Linked DNA regions of Homo sapiens: region 1 is linked to region 2. The links are chromatin loops, found by intact Hi-C in ENCODE. Cell type or tissue: pancreas. All regions are shown on one strand. Each heading gives the region's core, and the rest is flanking DNA. Links, peaks and the distances in the headings are about the cores only.

What was found. Hi-C counts contacts between places; a loop is a spot of excess contacts. Peaks named below come from ENCODE experiments on the same cell type or tissue, not always from the same donor. Only the 100,000 strongest peaks of a DNase experiment are listed, where the experiment ranks them.
Region 1: a loop joins it to region 2, with 2.1 times the contacts of the local background. A loop is called at or near these places in 31 of 110 quality-filtered maps.

The regions. Positions count from the first base shown.
Region 1 is chr20:62,678,194-62,694,205 of GRCh38, reverse strand. It overlaps a transcript of SLCO4A1 not described here. Among named protein-coding and RNA genes, the nearest start is that of SLCO4A1-AS1, 20 kb to the right of the region's middle. RefSeq lists enhancers at 9,625-10,167, 10,168-10,711. In pancreas, for the core only: no CTCF peak of the experiment used is centred there; a DNase peak (open chromatin) is centred at 6,425.
Region 2 is chr20:62,771,858-62,787,869 of GRCh38, reverse strand. LINC00659 (long intergenic non-protein coding RNA 659) reads left to right here and starts at 11,014. Exons shown (of 3, transcript NR_046225.1): 1 at 11,014-11,064; 2 at 12,484-12,555; 3 at 13,301-13,749. It overlaps LOC105372716 (a long non-coding RNA gene), which reads left to right. Exons shown (of 4, transcript XR_936986.3): 3 at 794-982; 4 at 4,041-4,652. RefSeq lists a silencer at 11,546-11,707. In pancreas, for the core only: no CTCF peak of the experiment used is centred there; a DNase peak (open chromatin) is centred at 8,749.

The sequences.
Region 1 (16,012 bases), core at 5,297-7,796, 91 kb after region 2:
TCACTCCAGCCTGGGGAGGGGCTCACGGGACCTGGTTTATAGCTGTGTGGACAGAAGCCCCTGAGGCTTGCAGTTGACTTTGGAAGTGGGGGCAGCCCTGTGGGACTCAGCCCTCACTCTATGGGGTCTGACGCCATCTCTAGGTGGACAGTGTCAGAATTGAATTGAAGGACACCAGCTGGCATCTGCTGGAGAACTGCTTGGTGTTGGGAAAAAATCACCACTCTCCGGGTTGGGAGTGCTGTGTTCAGTGCTGTGAGGGTAGGAAGAACAATTTGTTTTTTTCCCATATCTTCTCAGACCTTCCCACCTTGAGGTCTGTACCTTGATCAAACTTGCACTTTACAGGATCAAGGACTGGGGCAGGGACATCTTGAGCCTAGCTCCAGCCAGGACCTTCGGGGACTGTCCTGAGAGCTGCCTTGCTCAACCCAGAGCACAGTGGAGATCAGCCAGGTGCTGCACCCCCGGGGCAGAGCGTGCTGCAGGACCACCCGGTCCCTGGAGGTGGGACAGCTTCTGAGCTGCACCTTGCTCCCTGGGGGCCTGGCTGAGGCGTGGCTGCATCCGGCACTTAACCCTGGGACTTCATCTCGGCCTTGGGGACACTTACCCGAGGGGCTGCTTCTGGGGAACCGGAGCTGAGACGGTGGCTCCTGGGGAGCCTGCCAGGAGGCATTCACTGGCAGAAACACCCCCAGTCCTTCAGGGAACAATGAGATGAGGAGATAGAAGAGCCCACAGATTTTAAGGGACTCTTGGCCAAGGGGGGGCCAGACGCAGACATGTTCCACATATTCAGGCCGATGGGAGGGGTGTCTCGGGCAGCACAGGCTGGCATTCGGCCAGAGTGGGCATAGCAGCGGCTTCCCCTGCGACTGCTGTTGGTGGACTGCGTGGTTTAAGACAACGGGAACTTATTCTCACTGTCACCAGCCACAGGGTATGGAGGAAGCCACCACCTTCTCCAGGGGCTCCACATGCAGCAGGTGTCAGCCCGAGTGGCTCTCGCCCCTGCTCACGGGTGTCCCTGAGGGTACCTTGGGGGTGACTCCTCCAGGACTAGGGACAGTGTGGACCCCCTTTTGGTCACAGTCCTGGGAAGCCTGGGGCGGGGCCTGCGGGATTCCTGTGCCTCCGGCCATGCGCTTCTGCAGGGACCCAAAAACGTTGGCACAGGAGGGCACCGGCTGGTTGGAATCTCTTTTAGCAACCAGCAAGGCTCTGCAATCTGGTTTTTAAAAATATCATTGGAGGGAAAAAAGGAGCATTAAATTAAGGAAAACGTGTTCTGGTAGAAATGAGCAGTTAGAATACAGACCCGCCCTGCAAACCCACAGGACCTGCCGAAATCACACCTTCTCTCTCATGTTCATAAATGACACATGCTCGGCCTGTGCACGCACACATGGGCATGGGGCTGGAGTCTGGTGCATGCCACATGCCTGCATTGCTCTGAATCCTGTTACACGCATTGCCCCTGTTGATACCCACCCTGTTCCTGCCTGCCCGGCCTCCCTCCCTCCCTCTTCCTCTACACACACACACACACACACACACACACACACACACACACACACGAGTCATACATGATATATTAAATATATGCCCATATGTAATGGGTTTGATGGCTAAGAGAGAAGACCTGTTGGCCTGTTATTTTATTTTTCTTTTGAAAAGGGCTGAGGCTGCCGGATATCGCCAAATGAAGAATCTTGCTGTCCACATCCTGAGCAGCCCTCACATCCCAGAGTCTGGCTCTGTAATCCTTTCCAAATGCCACTTCTGTTTCACAAGCATGTCCTCTGGAGGGGAATCTGGTGCCTCTTTGTTGGCCGTCACAGCCGGTCAGGCAGCCCTGCTCTGCAGTGGGCAGCTGGCACCCAGGCATAGGAGGGGCCTTGTGGTGGTTTAGCTTCCCAGACTCACGGGGGCCCCGCCCCAGCCCCGCACCTTCTGCGGGGTCACAGAGAGCCCATCCCTCATGGTCTGGGGGATGGGCTGCCCCCCCCCCAGCAACCAGAGGCCCCATTCCCGAGGCCCCAGGGGTGGGTCTTGGGATGGGGGCATCAGCCAGTGTGGAACCCAGAGCCCTTTCGCTGGGCTTGCTGGGAAGGGCGGCCCCACTCACCGGTTGCCAAGTGGGTTCCTGGTGGCCGTGGGCAGAGCTGGGGATGGAAGAGGCACAGAGGTCTGGGGGTGTTGCTCTAGCCCCTGAGTCCTGCCCTGGGCCCTGCCTTTCCTCAAGCTGGTTTGACTTGGATTTTGTCACCTGCAGCTAGACATCGTGAGCGTGGGCACTGGAACCCAGGTGGCCAGCGGGGCCCTCCAGATGCCCCCCGGGGGTCTCTCGCCAGTGGCTCCTGAGCCTCTTACTCCGCAAGTGAAGGCAGGAAATGGTGGGTCCAGCCCACGGTTTCATTTTCTGTAACCAGTTGGAAAATTCTAACAGCGTCGTGCATGAATAGGTTCTTGTCTTCTCTGGAAATTGCAAGGCTTGATAATAACGACATTAGTTCCTGAGATGCTTCAGTCTGAGAAGAGCCGACTGGAGATAATTTGCTGCTTCCTGTGACAGCTAATGATGAGCTTCATCACAGCAGCATGTCGCTGCCACAGACGGATTTGTCTACACAGCCCAGTCACTTCAGAAAACATGTTTGGGCCGAGGCGGGTGGCTCACGCCTGTAATCCAGCACTTTAGGAGGCCGAGCTGGTGGGATCATGAGGTCAGGAGATCGAGACCATCCTGACTAACACGGTGAAACCCTGTCTCTACTAAAAATACGAAAAATTAGCCGGGCGTGGTGGCGGGCGCCTGTAGTCCCAGCTGCTTGGGAGGTTGAGGTAGGAGAATGGCGTGAACCTGGGAGGCAGCGATTGCAGTGAGCCCAGATTATGCCACTGCACTCCAGCCTGGGCAACAGAGTGAGACTCTGTCTCAAAAAAAAAAAAAAAAAAAAAAAAGAAAACATGTTTGAGGAAATGTAATCCTAGGACCTTAGTATTACTTCTTTTAAAACATTCCGGGGCTGTGGTCCAGCTGGTTTCTACTCTGAATGCTCCTGAACAGCCCTGTATTCGGTTCCTTCCCCGGCCTGGGGTCTGCAGAGGCTGCGCTGAAGTCCTGGGGACTCTGTCATTCCCGGCGGGGTGTACTGGAGACCCCCAGGGGCCATCCCAGAGCTGGGGAGCTTCTCCTTTAACAGAAGCGCCGAGGGCAGCCCCCTGAGACCACTCCTCTCCACTGTCAATCGGCCAACGGATCACTGGGGAATTCTTGACTTTGCCACATAATATTAGAACTATAATTTGGGGAAGACTGTGCGCGGGCAGGTGGGTGAGATGTGGGGGCTGACAGTGGAAGCTGTGACGGCAGGCCCGGGAGGGCGGGTTCATGATCCAACCTCATTCCGTTTACCATGTTCGACATTTCCCACAACCAAGTTAACACAACAAAGTCAATAAAACAAAACAAATGAAAGCGCGTTTATTGAATTGCGGTTCTCTGCCTGGAATAGGATGAACTGTCAGGCCCCGAATTGGAAGCCAGTAGGGTGTTTCCTTTCCATTATTAAAGAATAAATCTCAGAATGCGTCCATGAAAGTATCTCGCTGCAGAGTATGGAAATGTTAATTTCCTTTTGCAGTTTCTCTCCTGGTAAAATGAATGGTAAATCTGAGATAATAGTGAGTAATAGCACAGCCAGGGCTCTGGCCTGCGGCTCGGTGGAGGGCGGGCGTGGAGTGAGAGCATGCAGCTCCCTCCTGTTCTGTGGCTGGGATTCCCGGGGCTCCTGCAGAGCCTTCCTTGGCTGCAGGGTCAGAGCCTATGGTGACCTTGTGCAGGTGACACCCTCTGTTGAGCTCCGTCCTCCCATGGAAAACTGTCAACCCCACTCCCCTGGAGTATCAAAGGACTTGATGAGACGTCGGACACCCAGAGGTTGTCTGTCTCCCTGTGGGCCCCTGAGACAGAGGGGAGACTGGGGTCAGGGGCAGGAGGTTTACTGGGAGGACACACAGGAAGCACCGCTGGAGCAGAGAGGTGGCCGATGCGAGGGAGGGGGCCAGGACCATCGCGGGCACCCGAGGCACCATGCAGCTGGGGAATCCACGGCAGACAGGCCCACTCACCAGGCAAGGGGGCTGGGGTCGTTCACCTGCCGCGCAGGCGCAAAGCAGGCACAGAGGCCAGGGAAGCCCATGTGAACAGGAGTGCAGGCGCTGGCTGCAGGCGTCGACTCAGCCCCTGGGGGTGAGGGTGGGGACGCGGGTCCCCCGCATCTGCTCCACCCCTTTCATGATTATTTCTGCAGGTAGGGGTTCCCTCAGGTCCACCCCCTTCCTCGGCCCCAGACATTCCTGGGTGCCCCGTCCCACACATGGAGTGGGGTGAGGATGATGTGGATCCCCCTGCCAGGAACACAAGGAATCGGGCAGCTTGGCAGGATCCCTACAGCTCTGCCTGAGCCCCCGCAAGTTATTAAGGCATGGCGGTCGCCTTCCGGAGGGTCTGGGGGTCTAAGATGACCAGGGCGTCTTTGGAAAGGGGCGGTCCCCAGGAGGGGCTCAATGCGGGGTGGAGACAGCTGCTCAGGTGAGTGCTGTGCTGGGCACCCGGCTCGCTGGGCCCTGCTGGGGCTGGGGTCCCCTCTGCCACGTCCCCCGTAGGGACCTGCTGCTCATCCAGCCTGGGAGGCCATGGGCCAGCACCTGAGGAGGCTGAGCATCTGTCCGTCTGTCCGTTCGGGCAGCTGGTATCCTCAGTGCCTAGGGTGATGTCTGCGAGCCCTGGCTTCTGCACGAGCACCGGTGTGATGGAGGAAGGACTGATGGAGAGAGGGAGCCACTCTGCCCAAGAGACAGGCCTGCGAGGCACGGGGCACAGCCGGGGACAGGCCTGCGAGGCACGGGGCACAGCCGGGGACAGGCCTGCGAGGAACGGGACACAGCCGGCCAGGGACAGGCCTGCGAGGCACGGGGCACAGCCAGGGACAAGCCTATGAGGCGCGGGGCACAGCCAGGGACAGGCCTACGAGGCGCGGGGCACAGCTGGCCACGTGCAGGCCAGGGAAAAATGGGATGAGGGTTTGGAGATGAGGGCCTGACTTGATTCCTTAGAGACCGTCCATTTATGGGAAAGAATGGGGCGCCTCCGGCCACCTGCTGGCTCCAAGACTAACCACAGGAGGAAATGTCAGAGGAAATTAACTGTGCTCGAGCTTTTGTGATGAGCCTGATTTTCCAGCTTCTAGAAAGCTGTGCTTCCATGCTGAGGCTTGTACTCGTTCGGTTTATTGGGAAGAATTAAAGGGCTTCTCGGAAAATGTTAATGTCTCCTTCCCACCAGCCTGGCCACCCCAGCTTCCCCCAGGCCCTGAAAGTTAGGTCTCCCCTGTGTTTGGTGCTTCTGACATTGCAGAGGGACTCCTTCCTCCTGGCAGCTCTGCCTTCAAGCCCAGAAAGCCATTGCTGGACACAACCCAAGTCAGGGGACCGGGTTTGCTGGAGTGGGTGGCAGGGGGCATGCATCCCCCACCCCAGCCATCTGCTGGCTCTGGAGCCCTGCTCTCACCCAGTTGGTGTCTCCTGGGCCCTGCGTCCATTCCATTTTGCCTTCAAAAGCCTGAGCTGCTGCTCTTACTCACTCAAGAGAGCCTCCAGTGTCCAATGTGAGCCCCAAACCCCGAGAAAATATAGGCAGAATTGTGTTTGCTGTGTGCACACAGACTGAGCTTTTGCTTAAGAACCTGGTGGGGCTACAGGTGAGCGGGGTTGGGGTGAGCAGGGTCAGGGGTGAGTGGGGTCATTGGTGCACGGGCAGGGTTGCACAGGGCTGGGGGGTGCATGGGTAAGTCCTAGCACTGAGTGGTGTAGGGGGCAGCCTCCCTCCCAAAGAGGCCTCGTGGGGGGCCGCGGGCAGGACCTGGGCGAGGTGTTCTCGTAGGGACCCCAGGGATCCTCCTTGCCCTCTGGGATGGGCTATCTCTGCTGCTCAGTGGACGCCCAGCTTCTGCGGCTTGCATATGGGGTGGCGTGTGAGTCAGCCCCTTCTATGTATGTGTGCACGTGTGTGTGTGTGTAGGTCTCTTATGCTGCTGAGAGCCTGGAAGGCAATGAAGTTGGTGGTGCTGGGACCTGGAAAGCAATGAAGCTGGTGGTGCTGGGACCTGGAAAGCAATGAAACTGGTGGTGCTGGGACCTGGAAGGCAATGAAGCTGGTGGGGGTGGGTAAGGCCCGGGGGTGGCTGCAGCGCGGCACTAGTGCCTGGTAGGACATGGCCGGGAGGTGAGTGGGGATCCCCTGGGGTACCTTTTCCTGCACTCCCATGTGCTCAGGGATACCCCTGAGGCTCGGAAGGCAGGTTGGGCCATGGCTGCCCTGGAGGCTGTGCTAGGCTGGCAGCCTAGTGGCCACGCTGACGACATGGGACCCGCGGCCCCAGCAGAGGTACAGGGAAGCCGGTGTCGTCCTTCCGTGTCCAGGAGCGGCCCCCCACAGCCCGTGCACCCCGAGGTGTGGCTTAGGCCCAGCCCTGCCCTTGGGGCGCAGAGTCTGGCTGGAGAGGCCCACCCAGAGCGGGGGATGGCAGGGGCCTCCCAAGGGACCTCCCCCTCTCTGGCTCAGAGGCTCTGCCCCGTGCGCTGCCTCCTGGCGTGGCCCTTGCCGGGCTCATTGTGTGGGTGCCAAGTGCTCCTCAGATGGTTGGTGGAAGGACGTGTCTCTGCATCCCGCCCGGATGACGCACCTGCCCTGCCCTGGACGCCACTGCGTGGTTTCTTCCGCCTCCTTGGCCTGCTGGCTCCTCCCCGGGCCTCGGCTCAGATGGCTCTTCCTCCACATGCCCTTGGCCTTCAGTGTAGACGCCCCAGGGTGGCCACTGTGTCTCCCGTGGCTGTGTGGCGTTTGGTCAACTTCATGGACCTTTGGAACAACGTGGGGCCAGGATTAGGAAGCTGCTGCCACTTGCCTTCAGAGGCCCCCGCTCCTGTTTGGGGGTGCCCTTTCCATCGCTCCTGTTTGGGGGCGCCCTTTCCATCGCTCCTGTTTGGGGGTGCCCCACCCATCGTGCCTGTTTGGGGGTGCCCTTTCCCATTGCTCCTGTTTGGGGGTGCCCTTCCCATCGTGCCTGTTTGGGGGTGCCCTTTCCCATTGCTCCTGTTTGGGGGTGCCCTTCCCATTGTGCCTGTTTGGGGGTGCCCTTCCCATCGTGCCTGTTTGGGGGTGCCGTTCCCATTGTGCCTGTTTGGGGGTGCCCTTTCCCATTGCTCCTGTTTGGGGGTGCCTTTCCCATTGCTCCTGTTTGGGGGTGCCCTTCCCATTGCTCCTGTTTGGGGGTGCCCTACCCATCGTGCCTGTTCGGGGGCACCCTTTTCATCTGCCTGCAATGGGCGCCCTGGCCAGCCACCCCTTCTCTGTGGTGCTGGGCACTCTGATACTCTCTTCCTGTCTCTGCACCGTCCAAACCTGCCCTTGGTAAAATAGCTGATATACTAATTCAGACTAAAGGGCCAACCATGGCTAAGACTTAGTGTACTCTCCTTTTCTTTTCACCTTATAATAAAATATTTTTAAAAGAAAGAAAACAAAACCAAGATCTGACTCTGGAATGGTGTTCAGCTGGCAGGGAAGGTGTCTGGGGTCAGAGGGCCCTCGGGGGCTCAGAAACAGCAGGAGGGCCTGCTCTTTAGGCAGCTGCCGGCCCCTCCCCTCTTCCCCGCTCCTGGCGCCAGTGTCTTCTCACTCTGTCCCCGGCCCTTGGTGGAGCGGAGTTGCATTCATCCTGAAGCTTTAGGACATGACACTCAGTCACAACTGTGACATGAGAAGAACTGCGAGCTCCACGCCGCTCTGCGGTTGACTGTTGTCCTCAGTAAACAGGGAAGTGCCTGTCACTTCTCAGCTGGGGGGAGGAAGGCTCGTTTCCACCCGGTGCTTGGAGATAATGTCCTTATGAATAGCTATTTAGACACCACCTGCCATCCTGTACCAGGAGCTCCGCACTGGGGCGGGAGCTACACGGAGACACTCAGCTCATTATTCTGAGCCGTCTCCATGGGCGGCTGCACTCCCCAGGTACAGAGATTGCCCTGCCCAGATGGGAAGTGGCCGCGATAAACAGGAATGGACGCAGGGGCTCTCGGAGTCCAGAAGCCCCCCAGTCCCCGGAGGGTACCTTCCCCACACTGTCTTGCTAATTCAGCGGCTCTCATCATGGTATGTTCTGTCATCAGAGATGGGAGTGGCCAGGGAGGACTTGCTCAGCCATGGATCCACACCGAGGCTGTGGGGGCGCCTGGCTACCTGTTTACCAGCCCTGTGTCTACAGCTTGGAGGAGGACGGAGGGCTTCCTGGAGGAAGAAGCCGGGAAGCAGCTCTGCAGGTTTCACACCCCTTGCAAGGGCAGAATTCTTAGGAGGGCAGAACCCTTTATTTCCTTAGAACGGGCGCATCTGCACACTTATTATAAGATCTTAATTCTATATGAGTGTGCCATGCTGGGTTTCCCAGGTAGAGAATCCACCCCCTCCACTTCCGTTGTTTCGTCCACCTCTTTCGTGCCCTGGGCATCGGAAGCAAATGCATTCTCTCCCAGGAGAACACAGGCAGTCCACCCTCTAGAGAAAGCCTGCTCTGGAAGACGTTGTCAGAAAGCCGAGACTCCACATCCATCACGGCCTTGGTGAAAATCCAATTCAAGGAGATCTATGTGTAAGGCTCAGATGGGGTTTACAGCCTTCTAAATTCATTCTCTTCTTCCTTAAGAAAAAAACAACAAACAAAGCAAGAAAACAGCCCGCTTGGTCAGGCCACAGCAGAGTGGAAGGGAGCGGGTGCAGTTGCCCCACGAACCCACCCTTGGGCACCGACCAGCTGGGGAAGGTGTCGGGGGGCAGCCAGGGCAGCCAGGGCCCAGCCCCGACCCAGCCCCCACTCCCCACCACCCCCCTCCTCCTGCCCCCACACCCCGCTGCCACCCTCCCCTGCCCGCCTGCTTCACTGCACCCAAGGCCTGCCCGTGCCTCCCCACCACCCCCCTCCTCGGCAGCTGAGTGCCCTGCTCTGACCATGTGTGTTTTATGACCCTGGCTGGTCACACGTGCCCCAACCTCCATGCACTCCATGCACTGTGGCCTCACCCCAGACCCTTGGCCCCTGCTAATCCGCCCCATTACTGGTCTCTCTGAGGTGCTGCAGGAGCCCCTGGCGTGGCTGCCTGTGCATGCTTTGGCCGGGCCTTTCTGGGGAAAGTGGAGAGTAGACAGTGCTGCCATTCTCGCAGCTCTCGTTGCCCAGCTGGTGTGGTCGGGTCGTTGCTGCAGACTAAACTCACCACGGCCATGGGGTGGGAGGTGGAGCACGGGCTAATGAGGTCTTAATGAGCGACTTCCAGGTGTGGGGATTGCTGGGGTGGGGGCTGCCCTGATGAGTTATGGGGACCCCTGATCGCCCTGGCGGGAATGAGTGTGTCCAGGGCAGTGGGGGGGTTTGCTTGCACACTCAGGAAACTTGAGGGAGGGAGTGGGGGGATGAATGAGCTCGTGTCAGTGGCCTAAACTTAAATGACAGCCCAGTCCCTGGGATGCCAGGGAAAGACCCTCCCTAGGGACTGAACTGGTGCCAGGGTGGCCGGCCCTGTGCTGACAAGCAGTCTCCCCTGTGATTGTGGTGGGGGCATTGGACAAATCTAACCCCAGTGGATAGATGTTCTGGGGAGACCGGAGGCTCCCAGAAGAGGCAGCGTAGCCTGGTGGGGGTTGGCTGATGAGCTCTGAGGCCATCACGGGCCAATCAGCTCCTTGTGCCTCGGTTTCCTCACCTGTCAGGCAAAGGTGCTGATGGTTTTAGTGATTTAACAAACACATGTACTGCACTTCCTATAATCCAGGCACCCCAGCTCATCACCCCAGTGAAACTGAGACTGTGGTATCAGCCCCATTTCAGAGGGGAGAAACTGAGGCACAGAAAGGTTAAGTAGAACACCCAGGACCCCTGGGGCTGCCACATGCCCCTGGACCTCCCACTGCTGTTGGGGGATGAGTGTGTGTGGGAAGCGCGTGGTCACGTGAGATCTTTGCGTGAGCGTGTGTGGGAAGCGCGTGGTCACGTGAGATCGTTGCGTGAGCGTGTGTGGGAAGCGCGTGGTCACGTGAGATCGTTGCGTGAGCGTGTGTGGGAAGCGCGTGGTCACGTGAGATCGTTGCGTGAGCGTGTGTGGGAAGCGCGTGGTCACGTGAGATCGTTGCGTGAGCGTGTGTGGGAAGCGCGTGGTCACGTGAGATCGTTGCGTGAGCGTGTGTGGGAAGCGCGTGGTCACGTGAGATCTTTGCATGTGTGGGGAGCGTGTGGTCACGTGATCTTGCATCCGGTGCAGCGTTGCATCACTTACTGATGGAGAGAGTTTTGAGAAAGTCGGTGTTTGGTTGCGAACACCGCAGAGTGCACTCACACAAACCCAGACGGTGTCGCCCACGACACTCCGAGGCCACATGGTGTCGCCCGTTGCTCCAAGGCTACAAACCCACACTGTGTGTTGCCGTGCTGAATACAAGAGGCAACTGTAACGCAACAGTGAGCATTTGTGTCTCTAAACACACCTGAACCTAGAAAAGGTGCACCAACAATAGGTCTCATATTGTACGGGACCCTGTGGTATTACAGGTTCATCACTGGCCTGAACATTGTTCCAGGGTACGTGACTGTATTCTTGCAGTCCTCACTGTCGCCGTCAACCTCAACATCAACTATTCCCGCAGCTTCCGTCCCGCCAAGCGCCCATGGAGCTGCCCCTGGAGCAGGTGCCCCCACCGAGAGTGATGGAAAAGCCCGTCCTCGCCACCTCCAGGCATGGCCAGCAGCGAGCGGCTGGCTCTGCAGGAGAAGTGCTGGGTCTGAGCTCCGTCACGGCCGCTCCCGAGAGCCCGAGGTCCAAGCCCAACACGACTTGGAATAAATGATCAAGTTATGAATTAAACACAAGAGAAATGTAATTACCACAGGAGCCAGCTGAGAATAAAATGGATTACGCACATCACAGTCATTAAACGGTGATCACATGCGCCTTTCTAATGTGCTGCCGATTAAAATCAATCTAAGTGCAAATTATGGTTCTGAGTAATCGCTCCCTATGGTTCATCTTTTGTGTTCCCCAAAGAGCTGACACTGAGAGGAAGCACCAGGGCGCCCTCACAGCCTGCGCAGCTTCAGGGTCCATCCGCGGCCTCGAGCCTCCAGCTCAGCACAGAAAGAGACCACTGTGTGGCCCTGGACTGGCGAGGATGCTGGCCGTCCTCATGCTGTGTCCAGCTGTGTCCCCAGAGCTCTGCACAGGTGCAGCGGTTAACCCTCGCCATGCCCTATGATGGGGGTCCCTGTATGGGCCCCATTCACAGATGGGGACACTAAGTCGGGGGTGACATGATCCACACAAGTTCAGACGACTTGGAAGTGGCACAGCCAGGATTCGACCCCCACTTCAGGATGGGCTAGGAGCCCCCATTCACCGGGACACTGCATGACAACTGTGTGTGTGTGTGTGTGTGTGTGTGTGGTCACATGGTCACATGCACACACATGCTGCTATCTGATGGGATGATGCCTGGACTTTGGCAGGTGCCCCAGATTTCTGCAGACTCATGGAATGTCCCACTATCCCCCTGAGTGGAGAGCCTCAGTCCCCTCCGTGGTCTCCATGCTCATCTGTCCCCTCAGCGGTCACCACGCTCATCTGTCCCCTCTGTGGTCTCCACACTCATGTGTCCAAATGCATGGGCATTTGGGGAAAGTGCCATCTGCCATAGTCGACTCTGTGGCCCCGGCAATTCACAATTCTCCCTCATGCAAAATAAATTCACCTTCTGCCCTGGCTCCCCTATGGTCTCTTTCCATGGTGACATCAAACTCTGACTCAAGCCCAGAGTCTTGTCCCGCAAGCCAGGTCCAGGTGTGGACAAGGTGCTGCAGGCGTACGGCTCCCAGGTGCACCCCCTTCTCCATCTGAAGAGCTGTGAACTGAAGAGTTATCTGCCCCTGACAAGCTAACACCAGTAGTGGGACAGACAGACCACACCGTCGGCTCCCCTTTCAAAGAGCAGGGAGGGAGAGGCACGCAGCAGTCTCCCGGGCATGCGGTCCTGAAATCTGGGTGAGTGAAGTTACGGGGCCCGGCTGAGGGCTCAGTCCTAGCTCAGGGGATGGCTCTCCAGGGCCGCCCTGCTGTCTGAGCTCTCAGTTCCATCCTCTGGGTCAACCTCCCTTTTCCATAAAATTAGTTCATCCTTGTAGCTGAAAAGTTTTTGCAAACTACCAAACTCACCCAAGAAGCAACAGATAAAGTGAATAGTCCTGTATTTATTAAAGAAACGGATTTTTTTTTCAGTGAGACCTTCTGAAAAAGAAATCTCCGGGCCTAGATGTCTTCACTGGTGAATTCTAAGTAACATCAATTTATGCAATCTCTTCTAACAAATATACAAAGGGATGGGGGCACTGCAACTACCACACAACCTGGTGATTTTACCCAGAGAGATAAGCTCTTGTTCACACAAAGCCCGTACATGGATATTCGAGCACAGTCAATACAAGAACCTGCACAGAAGATAAAACATCACACGGATTAACACACACACACACGAGTGTGTACACACGGTTTAATACACACACGAGTGTGTACACACGGCTTAATAAACACGCGCACACATGAGTGTGTACACACAGCTTAACACACACACGAGTGTGTACACACGGCTTAATACACACACACGAGTGTGTACACAAGGCTTAATAAACACGCACACAAGTGACACGGCTTAATACACACGCACACGAGTGAGTATAAGCAGAACCACGGAATCAGAATAAGGTTGATGGGCTGGCTGTTTGTGATATCAAAGTACAGTTTTGTAGAATGTTACCATTGGGGGAGACTGGGCAAAGTGTGCAAGGGATCTCTTTGTATTGTTTATTTCTTACAGGTGCATAGAAGTCTAACATTATTTCAACTTAAAGAAAAGAAGGCCAGGAAGGGTGGCTCATGCCTGTAATCCCAGCACTTTGGGAGGCCAAGGGATCAGTTGAGCCCAGGAGTTACAGACCAGCCTGGGCAACAAAATTTACACAAATTATCTGGGCGTGGTGACTTGTGCCTATAGTCCCAGCTACTCAGGATGCTGAAATGGGAGGATCAGCTGAGCCCTGAGCCTGGGGAGGTTGAGCCTACAGTGAGGCGTGTTCATGCCACCGTGATCCAGCCCAGGTGACAGAGTGAGACCCTGTCTGGAAAAACACAAAGAGGATGAGACATTTCCCAAGTTATTTTATGAAGCCAGCATTACCCATATACCAGAACCAGATAAAGACAGTACAAGAAAATAAAACTAGAGACCAATATCTTTCATGAACGTAGACACAAAAACCCTTAACTCAACACCAGCAAATTGAATCCAGCAACATTTGAAAGCATAGCCCATGATCAAGTGTATCCCAGGGGGTGGGGGGCAGGCTTAACATTCTGAAAGCGACCAGCGCAATCTACCACATCAACACTGAAGATCTACTGTGGGATTGTGTCAACAGACTCAGAAACGGCCATCAAAGCTCAACACCCATTTATGGTTAAAAAAAAAAAAAAACCATCAGCAAACTAGAAATAGAAGGGGAACCTCTTTAACAGATAAAGGGCTTCTATTAAAAAAATACATGCAGCTAACGTCACACTTCACATTGAGAGGCATTGAGAGGTGGACTGTTTTCTCCTAAGGCGAGGAACAGGTAAAGGATGCCTTCTCTCACCGTTCCCATTTGACATTGTACTGGAGGTTCCAGCCAGTGCAATAAGGCAAGAAAAAGAAATGAAAGGAATATAGGTCGGAGAGGAAGAAGAAATTAAAACTCTCCCTCTTCACAGATGACATGGCTGTTTATGTAGAAATCCCATGGCATCTGCACAAAAGTGGGCCTAGCAGGTTTCATGACACAGGGTCAGCACACGGGACTCAACCGTCATCTCTATACACCAGCAGAGGGCACTGGGAAATGAAATTTCAAATACAGCAGCAGTTTCTACGAACGTTGAACTCGATCATTATAAAAACACTGTGGGTCCTATGGCTCTTCCTTGGGTTCACCCCATCAGCCCAAATCTCGATCTAGAAATCTTGTCAAGACGAGCTCTCCTCTCCTGGGGGATTCCTGGGGGTAGCCCTGGAACAACTCCCCAAAGATTCTTAGAAACTCTCTGTTTCGTGTAGAGGGTCTTTAAGGTATACCCTCAAGATCCACTGCAGACCTTTCCTTTATTCGAGAGAGTCTATGAATAATCACCTGAAACTTTTCTGACGTTTTAACAGAGGAGTTTTGAGCCACATCCTTGACTCCCTCCTTAGACTCTCTGCTGCTGCTGTGGCCTGGGCCTGACGTCCTTTCATTAATTTAAGAATCCTTTACCACCTGGAGAATCTTGGAATGAGAAACAGTGTTTTTGATTTTATTTTTTAAGCTATTGTGCAGTAAAACTGGCTTGTAAAAAGTGATTCCATAAACCAGGCATGGTGGCTCACATCTGTAATCCCAGCACTTTGGGAGGCCAATGCAGGAGGATCGCTTGAACTCAGGAGTTCGAAACGAGCCTGGGCAACATAGCAAGACACCCTATCTACAAAAAATACAAAAATTAGCTGGGCGTGGTGGTTATGTGCCTGTACTTCCAGCTACCTGGGAGGCTGAGGTGGGAGGATCACTTGAGACCAGGAGGTCAAGGCTGCAGTCAGCCATGATTGTACCACTGCACTCCAAGCTGGGTGGCTGAGGGAGAATGTGTATCAGAAAAAAAAAAAAGGAATTTGATGAGTTTTGACACATGTATGGATTTGTGGAACCACGTCCACCGTCAGGACACAGATAGCTTCATGACCCAGAACCACGTCCACCATCAGGACACAGATAGCTTCGTGACCCAGAGCAGCTCTGCCATGCTACTTTTTTGTTGTTTGTTTGTCTGAGACAGAGTCTTGCTCTGTCGCCCAGGCTGGAGTGCAGTGGTGTGATTTCGGCTTGCTGCAGCCTTTGCCTCCCAGCTTCAAGCGATTCTCCTGCCTCAGCCTCTGCAGTAGCTGGGATTACAGGCATGCTAATTTTTGTATTTTCAGTAGAGATGGGGTTTCATCATGTTGGCCAGGCTGGTCTCGAACTCCTGACCTCAAGTGATCTGCCTGCCTCGGCCTCCCAAAGTGCTGGCATTATAGGCGCGAGCCACCTTGCCCAGCCCCATGCTACTTTTAAAAGCCACAGTTTCCTCTCCACCCCAGCCCCTGGCAACGGCTTGTCTCCTCTCCATCCCTGCAGCTTTGCCTTTTGGAAGCTGTTGTGTAAGTGAAACCACACACTACTAACCTCTGGGGTCTGGTTCTTTTGCTCAGCGTGGTGCCTCCCAGGTTCGTCCCTGTTGCATATTAACAGTGCCCCCCTCTCACGGCTGAGTCTATCGTGTGGCTGTACGACTATTTATCCTTTCACTTCCTAGAGGACATTTGGGTGGTTTCCAATTTTGTTGATGATTGTGAAAATTCGCTTGAACCCGGGAGTAAGAGGCTGCAGTGAGCTGAGATTGCACCACTGCACTCTAGCCTGGGTGACAGAGCAACACCCGGTCTCAAAAAAAAAAAAAAAAAGAATAGCGCTGTAAGAAACATTTGTGTACAAGATTTTGTGTGAACATAATTTTGCCTTTCTCTAGGAGTGGAATTTCTGTGTTATAAGAAGGTTCAGGTCTAACTTTATAGTAAACTGTCGAGCTGGGTTCCCGAGCGGCCGTATTGCTCTCCACGTCTACCGGCGACGGGTGAGTGTTCCAGCCACCAGAGTCCTCATCAGCACTTGGCATTGTCAACAGCTTTCTTTTAAATTCTGTTAAGTCCTGACTTCTTTAATTTTATCTAAATTTTGCTTGAAAACTGAAGTTAAACAAAACCCTCTCTTCTCCTTCTTATGCACAGCTGCAATAAAGCCTG
Region 2 (16,012 bases), core at 7,763-10,262:
GGGACGCAAGGACATGGAGAAAAGGTGAAAGCTGAGAGTGGAAACAAACAGGGCACAGAGAGCCAGTGCTCCGCAGAGTCTGGTTTACACGGAAGGGTTTAGAATGGCATTGTATTTCCTGCCCTTGGACACAAACGTAGCACTTGGCTTCTCAAAAGATGATATTTAAATCGTCATAATACTTAAGTGCTGTTTATCAGGATGGCCTGGTGTATTAGTCTGTTCTCACACTGCTGATAAAGATATAACTGAGACTGGGTGATTTATAAAGGAAAGAGGTTTAAGTGACTCACAGTTCCACAGGGCTGAAGAGGCCTCAGGAAACTTACAATCATGGCAGAAGGGGAAGCAAACACGTCCTTCTTCACGCGGTGGCAGGAAGGAGAAGTGCCCAGCAAAAGGGGGACAACCCCTTATAAAACCATCAGATCTTGTGAGAGCTCACTCACTGTCACAAGGACAGCAACCTGGGTAACCGCTCCCGTGATTCAGTGACCTCCCCCTGGGTCCCTCCCATGACACGTGAGGATTATGGGAGATACAATTCAAGATGAGATTTGGGTGGGGACACAGCCAAACCATATAACCTAGTTAGAATCATCCTATAGACGAAAAAGGAGGTCTCAAATGTATGATTGAACGAAGGCAAATGTCCAAGATCTTAACAACGTGAAGGGGACATAAGGAAAAGATGAGGGTGGGAATGCGGGTGGGAGGGGACCCAGGCTTTCCCTCCGTGGGAGTAGTCAGAAGTCACCAGCCAAGAAGCACAGCTCCAGTGCATTGCTTACAGGTATGAAGTATCCACCGGCCATCTGAAAATAATGCAGTAACTAAGAAAAACAGTGGCGAGAGGAAGGAGTGTCGATGCCCCAAATGGATCATCTTCCAGAGCACGTCTACACCGAGATCAAGAATGAAAAGGTGGGAGCAGATTTAAGGCTCTTGGGCAGCTCTGCGGCCTGCTGTGTTGAGTGTCCTGGTGAGCAAATCTCTCAGGTCTGGGTGGTCAGGCTGGCTGTGGCGGCGGCCAAGGCAAGACAGATGGGTATTGTTGGGCCCTCCTGGACACACTGCAGCCTTGGGACACAGGCAGGTGCTGGCTACAGTCAAGTGGCCTCTTGTCCTTGCTGCGTCTGACCCCCCATCCAGCCTGTGAGCCCTACCTTCCTCTTGGGGCTAAGCAGCTGGAGGCTAGGCTTCCCTCTCAGGGCCTCAGACAGTGCAAGCCAGAGGCGTGGGCAGCTGACCAGGCTAGGAGCACTCCTGGGCCACCTGGGCTCCCAGCAGGGTGGGGGGCTTGTGCCTCTGCCCACGCTGCAGCCACGTGGGCTCCTCTCCTATTCGCTGGGAGCTGGAGCAAAGCATCAGGCTCTGTGCCCTGCAAGCCCAGAAATGCCTGTGGGCACTGGGGCCTGCCTGCTGGCGGAGGCTGAGCTGACTCCAGGAGCCCTGGGGGTGGGTCCCGAGCTCCGTGTGGAGGTGCACAGGCTTGACGGCCACGTGAGAACCCAGATGCTGCGGTGCTTGCTGGGAAACTCCGGGAAAGGCTCTACATGGCCTTTGTCTGACTTGTCTGGGTAATTAGGGAAAACGTCTTCCGGTGGGTTTTTGTTTCCCTGAAGTTTCTGGTGATTGAGCTCCTGGGAAGTGAGGCTGGTTTTTGCTTGGCTACCTCAGGGCCTCAGCAAAGCCTGGAGGGGCTTGGCGGCTGGTGGAAAGGGGCCTTTTAAGCCGCTTCCTCTGGGACTCACGGCTGCGCTCTCCTGGTGGGGCCGTCGCAGGCTGAGCGTGACAGGCAGAAGCTTCTGCCCAGAGTCTCTGGGTCTGTGATGGTTGACAAGCCCCACAGGGCCCCTTTCTCTTCCCCTGGAATAGTGGGGTTGTGTGTGGGTCTCCACCCAGGCCCAGGGGTGCAGGGGCCCTCACAGGGCACAGGGGTCCTCGGGGGGCGTAGGGGTCCTCAGGGGGTGCAGAGGCCCTCGCAGCACTTGCTGTTCTTCCAGGTCTGGGCAAGAGGCCCCGCCGCGTTCCCTTAATTCTCAGGTCTTTGGAGTGAATGCCTAAGGCCTCCAAGCCCCGGGTCTCCTCTGTATCAGGCGCTCACGCTGTGGGAGCTGCTTTCTCTCTGCTCCACTTCTACAGAGAAAGAAAATCACAAGCATTTCCCACACTTCCCCCAAGCCTTGACGTATCACAGTTCACTCATGGAGTTGTCAACAGACACAGGCACACACAGACCAGACTGTGGGCTCGGGAGGCGGGAACAAACCCCTCCTTCAGGAGACCTGGCAGCAGGCCAGGGGGCGCCCCAGGGCCCACCCAGCGCAGGGGCAGGCAGCCGCTCCCTCCTGCCCCTCGCCTGCTCCAGCTGTGGGCACTGGGGGCTGCCCCTGGCCCACCCCGCCCTTCATCCCCTCACCTCTGCCTCACCCCATGCTCCATCCCTCCCATGTCTCACCCATCCCACCCTACCCTCACCCACCTCCACCCGCCCATCAATTCCCCCACCTCTGCCTCACCCCACCCTCCATCTCCCCACCCGGTCCCACCCAGCCCCATCCCACCTTCCATCCCCCACTCCACCCCATGCTACCCCACCCTCCATCCCCCACCTCTGTCCCACCCACCCCATTCCCCTCACCCTTGTGCCCCGACTCTCCAGCCCCATCCCTCCTCCACCCAGGTTATCCTTCCTGCGGTACTTGGTGTGTTTCAGTCTTTAGTAAATTTAAAATAAAATGTGGAATTTTCCCTTCGTAACTGTTGAATCTGGATGCTGTGCACACAGGTGCATGCGATACTAGTCTCTCGACTTTTCTGTCTGACGTTTTTCATAATACAAAGTTGAAGAATATAAACAGCTGTCTCTATGCTGATGGAAACGATTATTACAAAAACTGAGCCAGTCATCGCGCACACAGCAAAAACACTCTGGGATAAAAGAGTCCCTGCTGAAAAGTATCCCCCACCAAGGCTGCCTCCGTTAGGAGAGCTGAATCCCTGCCCCGGGAGGCCTGGGTTTCTGCCATTCCCTAATCAAAAACCAAACAGGTGGAATCCGGCCTCCCCACACTTGCCTCCCTCCCTCGCAGCGTGGCCCGTCCTAGAGGCCAGGCTGTGTTGGCCCCTGGAGATCTGGCCCGGTTAGCACAGTTCTGCTGGGTGCAGGTGCGGTGCCCAGAGCCGTGCTCACGCGGCTGAGAGAGAGGCAGGGGAGAGCCTGAGGCAAGGGAGTCCTTGCTGGGTTGGGAGCTTGAGGAAGGCGGCCCCACCCGAGTGGCCACTGCCAGATACGCTGCCCTCTGCAAGGGGCTTCCTTGGCTTTCGGGCAGGTGATGCCCTAGGATCAGCTGCTGCTGATGCCAGCGGGTGTTGGTGGGGAGCACCCAGCTCGTCACCCCTGGGTGGGAGGCTTATACACCCCTCTTGAGGGCCCTGGAGGGGCTGAGCCCCAGCAGCCCCAAGTGTCACCTCTCTTCTTCCTGCACCTACTTGTGGAGTGTGGCCTGGGGAACACTGGGCCCACCGCTTCTCTCTGAACAGCCACCTCTGTGGGATCGGGGGCTCCAATAGTGGCCAGGTTAGGCACTTAGCAGACTGTGGGCAGGGGTCCAGGAAACCCCACAGCGGGAGCGAGGAATCTGACTTTGCAGCGAGGAGGACGCAGCGGCCAGGATGTTGGGCCAGGCCAGTTCCTTTTGATTTTATTTATTTTTGAGATGCAGTCTCACTCTGTCGCCCAGGCTGGAGTGCAGGGGCGCGATGATCTCGGCTCACTGCAACCTCCACCTCCTGGGTTCAAGTGATTCTCCTGCCTCAGCCTCCCAAGTAGCTGGGATTACAGACACCTGCCACCACACCGAGCTAATTGTTGTATTTTTAATAGAGACAGGGTTTCACCATACTGGCCAGGCTGGTCTTGAACTCCTAAACTCAAGTGATCTGCCCACCTCGGTCTCCCAAAGTGCTGGGATTACAAATGTGAGCCACCGCGCCCAGCGTCTTTTGTGATTTTTGACACAACTTTCTTATTTCAGGAATTGGGATCCTGACACATCCACCAAAGAGCCTTTGAGTACTTCGAAATCACTTGGAACAGGTTCCTGCAAAGCAAACCCTTCTGGGCTTGAGGAGGAAATGGACCCGGAACATTCAGCCCATCTGAGCACAAACTTTCTGTTGACCTGAGAGGCTGAGGCCTTCCTGTTCCCCACTCAGACCCAGGAGGCAGCCTGCCCAGGGGGAGCCGGGGCATGGCCTACGAGCTCCTGGAGTCAGGCAGCTCCTGAGGGGCCGGATGGTCTTGGGCTGGCCAAGCCAGCCTCTGTCGTCCTGTGGATGGTGGGGCCTTGTGTACGCATAGCCTCTGCACAGGGGCACACTGTGGGTGTTTGGACGGACAGTGTCTCAAAAACCCAATTCAGGGCTTGACAGCAGATTTGTCCTCCACTCCATGTGCATATGAGCAAGGAGAGTTAATGCAAAGCTTTCTTCATAGCAGAAGGTTGAAAACAATGTACCTTTCTATCAGCAGAGCAGGCAAGGGGGATACTGTGTGTTTCCCACTGCTGCTGGGACAAATTATAACAAATGTAGCAGCGTAAACCAACGTCCATTTTTCATCTCATGCTCTGGAGGTCAGAGGTTCTCGCGGGTTCTTCTGGTTTTTCTGTTCAAGGTCTCATGAGGCTGAAATTGAGGTTTCAGCCAGCAGGGTTCTTGCTGGGAGGCTCCAGGAAGAACTGGCTTCCTGCTCTGACAAGCTGTTGTCAGAATCCAGGCCCTACAGTTGCAGGACCTGGGTCCCACATCCTTGCTGGCTGTTGGCCAAAGGCTGCTCCCAGCTTCTGGAGGCTGCTCCGTTCTCTGGCTCACGGCTCCATCCTCCATCTTCAGAGCAAAACCAGGTCATGTCCTTACCTCGACTCTCTCTGCCTCCGCCTCCTGCCTTATGGCTCGGCCTCCAGGGAGAAGCTGGCCAATGCGCTCTCTTTTAAGGGTTCATACGCTGGGCTCACTGGGGAATCCAGGATTGTCCCCCACCTTCACCTTAACCACAGCTGCCAAGTCTCCTTCCCCCGCCACACGTCATGGTAGCACATGAAGGGATTGGGATGCTGGCATTCTGCTTCCCACAGACACTAAGCTGCCTCTCTCGGCAGGAGGCGGTGCTGAGTCTCATGGGGAAAGAGCTCTGTGCTGCAGTGAGATGAAGAGACCTCGGCGCCGGTGCTGGGCAGGGAGAAGGTGTTACCGGTGGAGGGTCTGGACTGCAAGTTGTCCAGGTTCTTGGCATTTAAACAAAGAATTGGACAAAATGCACAGCAAAGCAAGGAAAGAATGAAGCAACGAAAGCAGGGATTTATTGAAAATAAAGTACGCCCCACAGTGTGGGAGCGGGAGTGTGCAAGGGCCCTGGATACAGAATCTTCTCGGGTCCAAATACCCCCTAGAGGTTTCCCATTGGCACTTGGTGCTCACCTTATGTAAATGAAGTGGTGACTGCAACCAGTCTGATTGGCTGCAGAGAGCAACCAATCAGAGGCTGAAGTGAAGTTACAAAGTTACACTCCTGGCCAGGCACTGTGACTTATGCCTGTAATCCCGGCACTTCGGGAGGCCCAGGCAGGCGGATCACCTGAGGTCAGGAGTTCAAGACCAGCATGGCCAACACGGTGAAACCCTGCTTTAGTCTCTACTAAAAATACAAAAATTAGCTGGGTGTGGTGGCGTGCACCTGTAATCCCAGCTACTCAGGAGGCTGAGGAATGAGAATTGCTTGAACCCAGGAGGCAGAGGTTGCAGTGAGCTGAGACTGTCCCACTGCACTTCAGCAAGGGCAACAGAGCGAGACTCTATCTCAAAAAGCAAAACAAAATGAAAACAAACAAAAAGCCAAAAAACAAACAAACAAACAAAAAACAAAGTTACACTCCTATGCAAACATCTAATTGGTTGCAAAAAGCAACCAATCAGAGATACTTTTAATTTTCCATCTGCCGGGTTTGCAAAGGGAGTAGCCTCTGGTCCTTTTGTTACTTAGGCCTGGAAAGTTAGAGTTTTCCTTTCAATTTAGAATTTAGTTCTAATAAGTCAGTGTGAAACAGCCTTAGGTTCCCTGACCAGACCCAATTCTCCTGATTCAAAGGGACAAATTGTCCGTAGGTGGGAGAGGAGGGACCAGGTTGTCCCATCCCTCTAGGAGCATGTAAACGCCTCCCAGGGCTGCCTTGAGGAAGAGGCCTGGGGCTGGGAGGACGTGGACTTTGCTTTTGCCTCCTGTGTGTGGCTCCACGTGCACGTGTTACCTACTGGAAATTATACTTTTTTTGAGACGGAATCTCACTCTGTCACCCAAGCTGGAGTGCAGTGGCGTGATCTTGGCTCACTGCAACCTCCGCCTCCAAGGTTTAAGCAATTCTCTGCCTCAGCCTCCCGAGTAGCTGGGATTACAGACTCCCGCCATCACTCCCGGCTATTTTTTTGTGTTTTGGTAGAGAGGGTTTCACCATCTTGGCCATGCTGGTCTTGAACTCCTGACCTCGTGATCCACCTGCCTCGGCCTCCTAAAGTGTTGGGATTACAGGCGTGAACCACCACGCCAGGCTTTATACTCTTATTTATAAGTTGTATACTTTTGAAAAACACAAAAAATGAAAAGACAAGACTCAGAACATGTCCCGGTCACGGCGCACATGGAGGCTGGTAGATTGGGAAGCTATTTTGGGCTTCTTGGCAAGTGATCAGTGAAGGCCTTTTAAAGCCGCCCTTGGCCCCTCCCTTGAGCTCAGCCCGGAGCCTGCAGGTGGCTGGCAGCATCCCTTAGAATTCTCCTTAGACTGGACATGAGGCTGGCTTTCCCGAGGGATGGGAAGGCGGCGGCAGGTACGCTTTGCAGGCCGCACCTCCATGGGCGGAGGCGGGCAGGGTGTCCGAGGCTGTGCCCGGAGTGGGGGCTGGGCCACACTGTTCTCACAAGTGTCATGTCTTGGGGTGTGGCACGTTGCATTCCCTCGGTGGCACCTGGGCTCTTCTCTGAGCAGACACCTCATCTGCCTGTGAGAGTCAACAGCAAAGCAGCAGCCAGGAATAAGCATGGTAGCAGGGCGGAGACAGCGTCGTAGCAGGGCGGAGACAGCGTCCTGTGCAGGGGACTCCACAGGTTTCCTCCCTTGCCCCTTCCTAGTCACATGGAGTTGGAGCATCTCATGGGGTGTTGGAGAAATACAATTAAAAACAAAATCTCTTGCTAACCCCCAGACCTCTCCACTAAGGCAGAAAAGAAAGAAACCCGTTTTGCCATTGATTGAGCATCAAACCAGGATGCCAGGTGCACGACGTGCAAGCTGCTGAGAGTTTGCAAAGACAGAGAGAAATCTCAGCCTGCACACAGCCGGGCGGATGCAGTCCGCTACGTGCATCTCTCCTTGAAAGACAAACAGGAGCTCGTCTTCCCGTGGGACGGCTTGGCGGCACCATTTGTCACACAGACGCCACCACACATCCACCTGGGGACTGGGGTGACCATCTGTGCCAGCTAATTGGCTTTATCCAAAGGAAAAACAAACTCCTCGTGTCTCTACGACGGGAGGTGGTTCTGAAGCACTGCGCCCGCCAAAGTCGGGCTCCTGGGCTTGGGCAGGGAGCGGGGAGGCAGGTGCCGCCTTCCTTGATGTCCACGTTTCAAAGATGGTGCATCCTGCCCCTGGGAAAGACATCCCTGGCTTGTGCCCAGGCAGGGGGCTTATTCAGCTTTTAAAAAGATTTACCCACATTTGGCTGGGCATGGTGGCTCATGCCTGTAATCCCAACACTGGGAGGCTGAGGTGGGCAGATCACGAGGTAGGGAGTTCGAGACCATCCTGGCCAACATGATGAAACACTGTCTCTACTAAAATACAAAAAATTAGCTGGGCTGGTGGCGGGCGCCTGTAGTCGCAGCTACTCAGAAGGCTGAGGCAGGAGAATCGCTTGAACCCGGGAGGCAGAGGTTGCAGTGAGCCAAGATCGTGCCATTGCAATCCAGCCTGGCGACAGAGCAAGACTCCATCACAAAAAAAAGAAAAAAAAAAAAAAAGATTTACCCACATTCAAAGAATCCACAACGAAGAGCTTTCTAACTAAAAGCCGAAAGAAAAGGGGTCTGTTTTCCCTTTTGCAGGAAAGAAGATTAATTTAAAAAATTTTTTCATTTGTGTCGACCCTTCCAGGGACCACCGTCAAACTGTCCGTCTGTCTCTCTGGCCCTGCAGCAGCAGGGATGAGCTCATGTCAGCACACAGGGTGCGGGAGGGTGGGTGCTCCCAGTCTCTGCCCTGCTCCTTCTCACAGCGGGGTGGTCCAGTTCAAAGTACAGACACCCTTGAGCCTCAGTTTCCCACCTCATGAAAGGCTGCGTGGCCAGTTCCTTCCTCAAGTGCTGTTGTTGCAGGGGCGAGACTGCAGAGGATTGGTGAGCACGGCGGACTTCAGCCACCACTGACACCGTGGCCTGTGGGCGGGGCCCCGGGGCCAACAGCTCCTGCTTTCTGAAGGGAAGGTGGGGGCTGTGGGGGCTGCAGGGGGTGGGTGTCACTCAGAGGGCAGCATGGCAGGGAGGGGACCTGTGGCAAGTTTTTGGATCAGAGGGGCAGCGACACAGGGCTAGAACCCTGAGGGTGAGCTGGGAATGGGCAGAGGAGGGCTCAGGGCCTCAGCTCTGCCTCCTGTCGCAGCTGCCCTGGCCAGGTGGCCCGGTGGGACGAGGCCTCCTGGTGGCAGACGCTGCCTCTCATGACTCTTGATGTGCCGAGAAGGTGTGGCCAGGGGCTGTCCTGGCTGGGGCTGGGATGCGGGACGGGGGCCAGGATCCCAGGGTGGAAAAGGGTGGATCTTAAAGTTCATGCCACATCCCCCAACCCAAGGCGGATTCTCTTTCTTGCTGCACCAGTCAGGGCCTGGGGAATGAACTGGCCACTCAGGGTCACGGGCCCACCATCCTCAGCTCCTCTCCCCATCTGTAAATGGAGACAGGGAGGAGTCATTGCCTGGGGCCACCGGAAGCCAGCAAGGCCGGGCCCCAGAGCCACTGCCCAAATGCAGGCTTCCAGGCCTTCTCCCAGACACTGCGGTGTGGGCGTCCGAGACCCAGAGAGGCAGCCTCATGCGCTGGGGCGGGGAGCCAGACGGAGGGTACCCAAGGCCTCCCGCACCAGCCTCATTGATGTGCTGTTCCCCACTGGGCTTGGTACACACAGTAGGTGCTCATTAAATGTGTGTTGAGTGAAACAGACAAATGCAAAGTGGCAGAGTGGGGGCTGCGAGGACAGGTACAGGAGCCCAGGGGCTGTAATCAGGGCCAGGCTGTGTGGTGCAAGGGCCCCGGAGAAGGAGTCATCAGCCTTGGGTCACCTCCTGCAGGCCAGGGTTCACGATGTGAGACAAGAGGCAGGATCACACCAGCCAACAGAGGACCACCCCATCAGACAGGCTGGGGACCACACCATCGAATAGGCCAGGGAACCACACCATCAGATAGATAGGCTGGGGACCACACCAACCACACCATCAGATAGGCTGAGGACCATGCCATCAGACAGGCTGGGGACCATGCCATCAGACAAGCCGGGGACCATGCCATCAGACAAGCCGGGGACGACGCCATCAGACAGGCTGGGGACCAAACCATCAGATAGATAGGTCGGGGACCACACCTTCAGATAGGCTGGGGACCACACCATCAAATAGACCAGGGACCAAGCCATCAGACAGGCCGGGGACCACGCCATCAGACAGGCTGGGGACCACACCTTCAGACAGGCTGGGGACCACACCATCAAATAGACCAGGGACCAAGCCATCAGACAGGCCGGGGACCACACCATCAGACAGGCTGGGGACCACACCATCAGACAGACCGGGGACCATGCCATCAGACAGGCCGGGGACCACGCCATCAGACAGGCCGGGGACCACGCCATCAGACAGACTGGGGACCACGCCATCAGACAGGCCGGGGACCATGCCATCAGACAGGCTGGGGACCACGCCATCAGGCAGGCTGGGGACCACGCCATCAGACATGCTGGGGACCACGCCATTAGATAGACTGGCCAGGGACCATGCCATCAGATAGGCTGGGGCAAAGCCATCAGACAGGTGGAGGTCCATGCCATGGGGCATGAGGTGGTGTCTGTCACCTGGTCCGGGAGCACAGTGTTGCCCATCCGTGCCACCTCCCTGAGGCCCTGGCAAGCATCATTCTCTAATGCAGACAGATGGCTGGGGCGCCAGCAGGAGCCAGACTGCCGCGGAGCAGGAACTGGGCAACTAAGGGTGATTTGGGCCGTAGAGAAGTGATTGATGTGGACAAATGGAGTCTGCAATGCAGGCCCCACGCCACCCTGGCTCCCTGTGCGAACCCAGGGCTCTGCTGCCCTGGCGGGGCTGACTCCATGGACGAGGTGGCTCATGTAGGGCTGGCTGGAAGTAATCATGTCACCCCCTGCAATCATGCCCCCAGGAGATTAGAATAGGACCCTGATCCCTCGTTTCTGTCCTATCCCCTCCTTTCCGTCCCATCTCCTCCTTTCTGCCTCATCTCCTCCTTCCTGCCTCATCTCCTCCTTCCTGCCTCATCTCCTTCCTGCCTCATCTCCTCCTTCCTGCCTCATCTCCTCCTTCCTGTCCCATTTCCTCCTTCCAGTCCCATCTCCTCCTTCCAGTCCTATCTCCTTCCTGCTCCCATCTCTTCCTTCCTGTCCCATTTCCTCCTTCCCGTTCCACCTCCCTGTTCCCATCTCCTCCTCCTGTCCCGCCCCCTCCTTCCTGTCCCGCCCCTCCTTCCTGTCCCACCCTCTCCTTCCTGTCCTGCCCCTCCTTCCTGTCCCGCCCCCTCCTTCCTGTCCCGCCCCTCCTTCCTGTCCCACCCCCTCCTTTCTGTACCTGTTGACCTCATCTGGGCTGCAGTTGGTGACTGCTCGAAGGGGTGGGAGGAACAGTATAAAGTCCTGTCCCCTTCCTGCCTTCAAGGGCACCCCTGAAGGACCATATCCACTGTGGACCCCCTTGGGATCAGCCGAGGTCTGTAGAGGTGACATTGCAGCCCAGCACCTCCCTCCTCCGCCCTGCCCTCCTCTGTCCTCCTTCCACAGGTGTGGCCAAGGGCACTGCCCAGTTGGCCTGTGACCCCCAGCTGAGGCTGCTTCCTGGGCAGCTGACTTCAAGTTTGTGACCTGAGCTCTCCAGGCCCCCGAGCGGCTGGTGCCTTGGCCCTGCAGTTCTGCGGCCAAGACTCCTCCTCTGGGATCTCGTCTTACCCTGCTGCGGGTGCCAGGGCTGCATGAAGCAAGGGCGAAAGTCCCCTTCGCCCGGGCGCTGCCCTCTGCCTGCTGTCCCCTGTGCTCCTGTTCCCCGTGGCTGCCCAGGGACAGGTGTGTGGGATGGAGGACGCGGGAGAGGCTGAGTCCTCCCCAGTGGACCCCCAGATGCAGACCCTGAGGCAAGGGAGAGTGAGAAAGTGAAGGAAAGAACACAGCTGGAAATGCAACCAAGAAGGAACCCCAGCCCGGACCACTGTGAGCAAGGAGAGCCGAGCCCCGGGGAGCCCTGAGACAGTGTGGGAGTGGAGGCCTGGGGCGCCTCCAGGCAAGGCAGCGGGATGTCTATGCCCCAAGCCCTGCCAGTCGTGGATGGAGACGCACACTTTAGTGCGGGCTCCAGAGACAGAGGGAGCCCCAGGCCGAGAGCTGTGGGTGCTGGGCAGGTGGGCATTGGCCAGCATTGCCCCCACTCATGGCGGGTCCACCTTAATTCGACGGGTGTGACACTCTCCTCACACATGTGCACATTCAAGAGGCAACTGTCTGTTTCTATAACTGGGTGCATTTCGGTCTGGAGCCGTCGAGCCGGGTGGTGGCCATGAATCCCAGGCAACTTGGGGGGCCCAATCCAGGGTTGCCTTTTGGGGGCCTTGGGGCGGCTAGTGCAGTTCCACATGCTGTTAAGGACCTTGAGATGGGAGATTATTCTGGATGGTCAGGGTGGGCACAGTTTAATCACAGCCCCTCTAAGAGGGACTGGGAGGGTCAGGGTCAGAGGAGGAGAGGGGACGACGGAAGGGAGAGAGAGGCTGGGAGATGCCGTGCAGCCAAGGAGGGCAGGAACCTCTAGAAACCACAAAAGGCGAGGACACAATCTCTCCCCTGAGGCAGAGACCCAGGGCTGCCCCGCACAGTCGCGCAGATCGTGTACTGCCCTGCTCCTGGGGCTCATTCACACAGGTTGCCATGGCTGTGGGGTCCCTGGGGCTGGGCTATCTGCCAACCTGGGGGACGCTGCACCCTGTTTTCTGTCCTGTCTACTCCAGCTTTTCACACTCTCTGTTGCCCTTGTCCTTGGGCATCTCAGTGACTCGAAGGAATTGGGTCTTGAGACACAGCCGAGCCTGTGAGCGCTGACCTGTGTAAAGAAGACACCAGAATGAGATGTCTCCACACACAGAGAGCTGCAGCCGATGCCGGCCGGTGACTTGGGACTTGGATGCTTAACAGGAGGCTCCCCCTCTCTTGGGAGGTGAGGATGGGGTTGGGAGCATGTGTCTCAGGGGCTGGCTTCACTCGCTCCTTAGCCCCAGCAGGTGCATCTCCCCCCTGCGAGGGCCTGGTTGCTGTAGTTCTTCTAGAAGGCCGCACTGAAGGGACCCTCTGATCCTCATGCCAGCTCTTAAGACATGCTCCACTCTTAAGACAGAGACAGGAGCTCCCGGGCTCGTGCACACCCTCCCTCTGCGCATGTCCAGGACTCAGGGTCACAGCGTGGGCTCGTGATCCATGGGGTGGGACTCCAGCCTGCTCTGCCTTGGGTTCTGAGGCCAGAAGCAACACTTCCCTCATGTGGGTCCTCACAGGGACCAAGTGGAAGACTGGCGGGGGCGGGGCCCCAGAACTCCACCCACATTTGCACACTCAGCCTTCCCACGCCCAGCCACAGCTTCCATCCATCATCATTGTCCTGTCATGGTGGTGAAAACCAAATCTCTGTCAAAGGAGTTTTCTCCACCCCTTTTCCTGAGGTTGTAGTTTGGGGAGAAGTTTTGAAAATTGCCTGTCCTTGCTAGTGGCTGGGAGTGCTGGGGCACCTTGTCCTTGGGTCTTCTGTTCACACAGACCCCTGTCGTGGCTTCCACAGTCCCCTCAGCCCCTGCCTGGAAGGAGCACGCAGGGCCCTCCGCCTGCCCCAGTGGAGGGAGCACAGAGCCCAAGCAGCCCCCCGGAACTTTCCCCAGCTCGGCCTCATGGTCTGGTGGTTTCTTCTCCAGGTAGAGAGCAGTGAGGAAGGGGACTCAGCCTCCATGCCTCCCGCCAGCCCAGCTGCGCCCGAATCACCTCCCTCCTGAAAGGATGTCAGCCTCTGCTTGGACACCGTGGAGACAGGGCCCTCCTTGTGCTTCAGAAGCATCAACGTGTCAGAAAATCATCTTCACGCCAAGTCTGGAAAAAATGGCTTTGAGGTTGTGCACACAAAGGAAGGAGGGAGAGCCCCAGGTGTCGCGGAGGACCATGCGGCTGACAGAGCCAGCAGGGCGGTGGCGTGTGAGCCGTGCTCTGGATATATAAGGATCTGACGCTGCTGGCAATGTCTGAGCTCTATGCTCGCCCATCTGTCGGCTGCTATCATCACCGGGTGGGATTAGCGGAGATCCACTCTTTCATATTTAAATCTTCACAAGAGAATGAATCACTTTTATAATAAAAGAAAAAGACCGTCCATGTTGTTAATGTGCACACAGCAAGTTGGAAGGCCGGGGAGGGCAGCGGGTGGGGACGCTGACCCAGGCGCCCCCCTGCTGCCTGGAACAGCCCCAGGCCTGCTCCACTGTCCCCTCGGGGTTCCCTGTCGAAGAGGCCAAAGAGTGGAGGGGCTGGTGCCTAGAGGGTGTGGAGCTGCAGGTGCACAGTACAGCTGGCACCTGGCAGAGGTGGTTCATTATCAAGCAAAGGATGAACAAGGCACTTGGAGCCCCTTCACAACTGGAACCTCCACTGCAGGCACAAGGCTGGGCTGGACTGGGGTCTCCTCCTCTCCATGACAGCCTTGGGCAACCTGGAGCCCGCCACTGCCCCTCCCCAGGTGCTGTCCCCTTGAAGCTTCTCCCAACGGTTTAGTATTGTAGAGTTGGCACATCTCACGTGAACAAGAACAGCCATCACTGAAACGAATGCTCAGAGCGGACCGGCGTTTTTTCCCAGCCACCCTGGGGTGAGCATGGCTCACGTTGCACACCAGGAAGCCCAGGAGCGGGGAATTGAACCAGTTCCATCCAGTCCCTGGCAAGGGACCACCCTGTGTCCGAAGGCCACGTTCATTTTTCAGATTGCAGGAAATGGCTCAGCCTGAAGTTCAAGTTTTCCTCTGAGCTCCTGTTGATTAATGTGGCAAAGAGAGCATGCTGTGGAATATGCTGGCAGAAATGTCAGGATTGCTAAAGCGTTTCACTGCAAATGCTCAGGCTGGTGGGGAGGTGCCTTGGCACAATTCTGCAGAGGGTATTTGGCAATAGCAACAAAATCACAAAGGCACAAACCCTGTGACCCAGAAACACCAATTTCACGGTAGGAGCTGCTGCCGCAGGGGTTTGCCCAGAGCACAGGGAAAGATGTGCTCACTGTACTCGCTGGGACAAGCAAGAGATTGGAAAGAGCTCAGTGTCGTCATTCAGGGTGTCTCCTGTGTCTCCTGATCGCTATAAGGGGTTCCAGGCTGGTCCCCGGGGGAGGAGCTCCTGATCAGACGCAGGCCCTGCCCCCTCCCCAGCACAGAGCTGGTGAAGGAAGTGGACATTCATTCATTCAGGATGTTCTGAGTATTTCAGCACCACCAGGCCCTGGGAAATCAAGGTCTCAGCAGATGACGGTGGCAGTTTGATTTTTGGCTGAATTGTCCTCTACAGCAGTCACTGGGGGTTGCGTTTTTCTCACACTGCCCAGTCATGCAGCACACGGAAGCCATCCATATGCCATGGGAAAATGCTTTGTCTCCTGCCTGGGCGCCCCCCGAGCCAGTGAGTACAGTCCTGCCTAGTGGCAAGGTGAGTGTCCTGTTCCCAAGTCATGAAAATGCTCTTCACTGGGGCGGGTCTGCCGAGTTGGGAAGGGCACTTACGGTTTAAACCGAGAGACTCTCCCTGCATTTGAAATGAGGACATAGAGTTCTTTTTCTCTTTTCTTTTCTTTTGTTTTTTTGAGACGGAGTCTTGCTCTGTCGCCCAGGCTGGAGTGCAGTGGTGTGGGGTGATGGGGCAAATGGGGCAGGGCGGCCAGGTGGGGCCAGGCGGGCATCTCCCGAGGATGATCCTGGAGGTCAGCTGCCCGGTGTGGGTGGCCATGACCTTGGTAGCCTGTGACCTTGGTGGCTGTGAGCTTGGACGAGAACATTTTCTTCTGCCAGTGCAATGCCTAGAGAGGCAGGCCACTGAGGGCTGGGGCAGTGAACCCCGGGGACATCGCGTTGGGGAGTCCTGCCGTGATAGAGGGCCCCTGGGCACCACAGTGCAGCGTGTACTCCACCGTGGCTGCTGGATGGCCACCCATGGGCAGTGGAGCTGGGGCAGGGATGGCATTCCAGGTCTACAAAGTAGGGAGAGTGACGGCCCAAAGGAGCGAGGGTCCAGGCGAGCCGCACACGGAGGAGCGAGGGTCCGGGCAGGCCGCACATGGGTCGGAGGCTGCAGAGCCCATGCTGACGGCGCACACCATGGGCTCGGCCTGCTGTCCCTAGAAAGTGTGGGGCAGAAAGAACGGATGCACCTGTGTGCTCCTTGCTGGAAGTGGCAGGGGGCTCTTCCCATGCTGGATCTCCGGACACTCCCCTTGGCGCTCTGCCTGGTGGTCCGCCGCTGCACACGGGACACGGCAGGCTCCGTCCCCTCGGCGGCCACTCTGTCCCCTTTTAAGGCATGTCAGAAACAAAGCCCTGGACGGCTGTGGCTGGGTTGGGCGTTCGCCCCAGTCCCTTTAAGCCCTCTGGGAAG